2 separate regions of the Homo sapiens genome follow, and region 2 is linked to region 1. A link is a loop called in an ENCODE intact Hi-C map of the cell type or tissue named here. Cell type or tissue: mammary epithelial cell. All regions are shown on one strand.

Evidence for each region. A loop is a pair of places that touch in the nucleus more often than their neighbours do. Peaks named below come from ENCODE experiments on the same cell type or tissue, not always from the same donor. Only the 100,000 strongest peaks of a DNase experiment are listed, where the experiment ranks them.
Region 2: a loop joins it to region 1, with 3.0 times the contacts of the local background. A loop is called at or near these places in 2 of 110 quality-filtered maps.

Annotation. Positions count from the first base shown.
Region 1 is chr15:50,884,819-50,887,318 of GRCh38, forward strand. No RefSeq gene overlaps it. Among named protein-coding and RNA genes, the nearest start is that of AP4E1, 23 kb to the right of the region's middle. In mammary epithelial cell, CTCF peaks have their summits at 543 and 1,212; DNase peaks (open chromatin) are centred at 613 and 1,173; H3K27ac peaks cover 1,553 bases.
Region 2 is chr15:50,611,232-50,613,731 of GRCh38, forward strand. It overlaps TRPM7 (transient receptor potential cation channel subfamily M member 7), which reads right to left. Exons shown (of 39, transcript NM_017672.6): 15 at 2,476-2,500; 16 at 1,318-1,598; 17 at 1-90. Among named protein-coding and RNA genes, the nearest start is that of USP50, 66 kb to the left of the region's middle. In mammary epithelial cell, no CTCF peak of the experiment used is centred here; no DNase peak of the experiment used is centred here.

The DNA of each region.
Region 1 (2,500 bases):
TCCCTTGGTCAGTTCCCATAATGCTCTGGATCAGGGCCTGCTTGAATATTAAATTCCCATTGTTTCCTTCTGGGAAGGTCTCTGCTTATCCAATCTGGAGCCTATCTTTCTTCCTTGTCCTGGATCTGGTAGACTATTGAGAAAAGTCCTTACAAAGATTTCCTGGGAACTGGATTTTTAAAATGAGTGCATGTGGGAAAATACTCTCCAAGTGCAAAGGGGACTCTGTTTTTACCTCTACTTATATTTCCAGCTCCTCGGGGAAAATAAAAGTATTACAGGTCAAATCTCTTTACAAGTAGCTCAACTTGACTGTCTAAATATGTGGTATGGAGTAGAGTTTTATTTCATGGATTACTGCTTGCACTAGGTTAGACATAAACTGGGCTGTGGAGAACTTTTGGTTAAATAGAGATTTTCATTGCAAAGGTATTTGTTGTAGAGGAATTTACCCAGTAAACAGATATCTTCCAGCTAATGTTTTTACCAGGCTGATTCAGACCGGGTAGCAGGAGCGGGAAAACACTGTGGACACAGTCTGCTGGCTAGCGGTCAAGGCAGAGGCAAGTCTGGCACAGGCAAAAGTCTGTGTGAAATGTGGACCTGAGTCATGAAAGGAGGGGAAGAAACTAGTATGTGTCATTCTGAAAAAGCTCTTCTTAGGGCTCTTTGGGCTGTAACCACTGCCTCTCTCCATAGAGAGTCACAGGGCCTCACTTGGCTCTTCCTGCTGCATTTTCAGACTTAAAAGGAAGCCACCGGCCGGGCGTGGTGGCTCATGCCTGTAATCCCAGCACTTTGGGAGGCCGAAGCGGGCGGATCACGAGGTCAGGAGATCGAGACCATCCTGGCCAACACAGTGAAACCGCATCTCTACTAAAAATACAAAAATTAGCCGGGCATGGTGGCGCATGCTTGTAATCCCAGCTACTTGGGAGGTGGAGGCAGGAGAATCCCTTGAACCAGGGAGTTGGAGGTTGCAGTGAGCCGAGATTGCGCCACAGCACTCTAGCCTGGCGACAGAGTGAGACTCCGTCTCAAAAAAAAAAAAAAAAAAAGGAATCCACCTTCAGGCAAATTCCCTCCGCCTCTCAAGAAAGATAATAAAACAAAATGGAGAGTCCTCGTCTCTAAAAAACCTGGGTCAGGTTTTGAATGAACGCAGTACCGTGACCCAGCATTAGGGGCTAGGAACGTCCACAGTCACGACTGAGGCTTGCTGCTCTGGCGCCCCCTTGGGCATGAGAGTGGAACTGTATACAAAGTTGCCTAAATCCCCACTGCTGCAGTCCCCAGAACACCACCCAGTGTCTCTTTTTCTAGGCCTTTCTCAGCCTGGAGAGTTTCCTAACTTTTTGCCATTCCCAAGGTTTTTCTCTGACCACCACCAAACCCTTCTCAATCTACTAATTTTTCTAAACAAATTATTTTATCTTTCTAATTCTGCATGCATCTCTAGTCACTAAGCCCCAGAAAGATCCTGTAGCAAGCTGTCAATCAATAATAAATTAGCATTTCTGAAATTCATGAGACTTTTTCTTAGTTTTATTGAAATATATTTTATGTACCATAAGACTTCACCCATTATAAGTGTACAGTGAATAATTTTTAGTAAATTGATAGCTTTGTGCAACCACTGTCACAATCCAGTTTTAGAACATTTCTAACACCCAGAAAATTACTTGTGAGAATGTGCAGTCAAAAAAAAAAGAAACAAAACAAACAAACAAAAAGAGAATTTGCAGTCAATCCTCACTTGTTACCTTCAGTTTCAGACAACTACTGATCTGCTTTCTGTCTCTAAAAATTTTCCTTTCCTGGTCATTTCATATAAATGAAATCATACACTATACAGTTTTTTGTGACTGGCTTCTTTCACTTAGCATAATGTTTTCAAAGTTCACCCATGTTGTAGCATGTGTCAGTACTTCATTCCTTTTTATGGCTGAATAATAGTCCATTGTATATAGATAAACTACATTTTGTTTATTCATTCATCAGTTGATGAACATTTGGGTTGTCTCCAGTTTTTGGCTATTATGAATGATGTTGCTATGAACATTTCTATACAAGTGTTTGCATGAATATATGTTTTCATTTCTCTTGGGTAGATACTTAGTAGAATCGCTGAGTTGTATGGCAAATCTATTTAGCTTTTTAAGAAACTGCCAAACAATTTCACAATGTGGCTGTTCTATTTTATATTCTCATCAGCAATATGTGAAGGTTTTCCCATAACTCCTCCATCACTAGGTATTGTCTGACTTTTTGGTTATAGCTTAGTGGGTGTGTTAATGCTATCTTATTGTGGTTTTGACTTGCACTTCCCTCATGACTAATGATGTTGCGCATTTTATCAAGTGATTATTAGCCATTTACATATCCTCTTTGGTGAAATGTCTATTCAAATGTTTACTTCATTTTAAAATTAGATTATTAGTCTTCTTATTACTAAGTTATGAGTTCTTTGTATATTTTGGATATAAGCCCTTTATCACAT
Region 2 (2,500 bases), 270 kb before region 1:
TTCAGTTCATAAGTGAGCAATTTCATAGCCATGGTTTCATCTTGTCTGAAGGACTGTTCTAATAATTCAACGGCCAACTGACCAAAATCACTATAAAAAGATAAAAGCCAAAATATACTCAGATTAACAAACTGCAATTTTAAACCACTATTCTTATATACATTAATACTTCCTACTTTTTAATATTCTCACACACACTTACAGAATTATGAGGCATTAAAACCATAACTCTGTTTTCAGACATCTACATCTATGTGGAAATCACAAAATATTAAAATATGTCGCATTATGTACAAGATTGAGAAGGTGAATCCAGAGCACATTCTCCCGGTCCTAGAAATCAAACTATAATCTCAAAGGGAATCAAAACTCACAATGCTACAATGCTCTGTTCAAAAAAGTTTATGTAGTATTTCAAACACAGAAAACAGTTGGTACCTGGTAGAGAGGAAAAACAATGTGACTAGGGACTAACCTAATTATGAAAAACATCTGAATCTTGAAGTCCCACTAAGTAACCATAGGATCCCTGTTAAAGAGTTATTTTCAGTAACAATTATCACTGCCCTCTAAATACCCCACTTGGGGAGCCGGAGGTCTTAGTATATATTAGAAAACTTCTACAAACTACTTTTCCAGTTTAATATTCCAACACTGCCCCTCTAAGTAAATTGTAAACTTTTATGAACTATGTCGTTACTCTGTGTATGTAGTTCTAGCTTCTGAAGTGCCTTCCCAGTTGAATTCAGTCTATTTTCTTATAACACAGCTCCAACTTCACTTCCACCCTTTCCTTACCAATTCAAATGGAACTTTCTAATCCAATTGCTACTATTTGCAAAAATTAAAATGAATTCTGGCATTTCTTCTTTGTTTCGAGACAGGGTCTATTGCTGTCACCTAGGCTGGAGTGCAATGGCATGATCACAGCTCACTGCAGCCTTAACCTCCCAGGCTCAAGTGATCCTTCCACCTCAGCCTCCTGAGTAGCTGGGACCACAGACAAGTACCACCACACCCAGTTAATTTTTAAATTTCATGTAGAGACGGGGTCTGCCTATGTTGCCCAGGCTGCATTTCTTCTTTCTTGCTGAGATATTTAATTCTTGAGTTGCAAATATAATAACCTCTTTTTCATAGAGGCAGAAAGTTTCTTTTAATTAAAAAAATATATACTTATATAATTTTCTGTCAATTGTACCAATAAGATTATACATATAAATACATCACCATTAAGTACGTGGCACTGTAACAGCCACTCAAACAATACCTACTTTGAATTTTTAAAATGTTTTCAAATGATAAAATACCACTTACTTGGAATACTGTTTTAGTTCTTCTGAAGTATCATCTACCAGGTCACTCTGCTTTGCTTCATATGCCATTGAACGATAGATCTTACAGGCAACTAATGCTTTAGCCATTGATTCTTCACCATGTTGCCATAAAAAACGGGCCATGACCTGCCTCTTCATAAGGCAAGCCCAAATTAAAAGTTCATTAAGTGGATAAGGAAAGCGCTTGGTTTCTGGATCATCAATGTCTACAATTTCATCTTTGGTTCTTTTCTTCTTTCCTTCTTCCATAACTGTATCAATCTTCCAGGGAAAATAAAGTTATAAAGCTCATTATAATAAGGCCATATGAAATTTATGTCAGTGAAAATTTTAGTAAAATATCTTTACATTATTCAGCTCCATAAAACTGCACAATAGCATAAATTTTATAAACTTGATTTTTATTATAGCTCATAATTCATTTTATGAAAATGCTGTTTCAACAAAAATGCCTTTGCAATAAACATTTTCCAAAATTTAAGGGCCTAAATATTTCAACTAATATTCTAATAGAACATAATTTTAATAAAGGGTTAGATAACATTTTTGTTATACATGTTCTTAATCAAGTAAAACTGGAATGAAAGGAGTCAGGTAAACATTTATTAAAACATTTTAATTTGGTTATTATCATACCTAAATATGAAAATGTACGCTGGGCGCGGTGGCCCACGCCTGTAATCCCAGCAGTTTGGGAGGCTGAGGAGGATGGATCACGAGGTCAAGAGATCGAGACCATACTGGCCAACATGGTGAAACCCAGTCTCTACTAAAAATACAAAAAATTAGCCAGTGTAGTGCTGGGTGCCTGTAGTCTCAGCTACTCGGGAGGCTGAGGCAGGAGAATCACTCGAACCTGGGAGGTGGAGGTTGCAGTGAGCCAAAATTGTGCCACTACACTCCAGCCTGGTGACAGAGCAAGACTCCTGTCTCAAAAAAAAAAAAAAAAAAAAAAAGGAACAGAATCATTAACTTATAATTAATATCTCTGTGTGTGAGAAAATGACAATTCTAGGACATATCCAAAAACGAAAGGTAATTCTTACTAAATCAATTAGTTTTTTTTGTTTAATAATACTAAGTAATTTAGAAAGAAGAAAATAAAAACCCAGAAAGAATAATATTTAAATAAATTTACCTTTGGTCGGTAGGGCTGTGCTGTC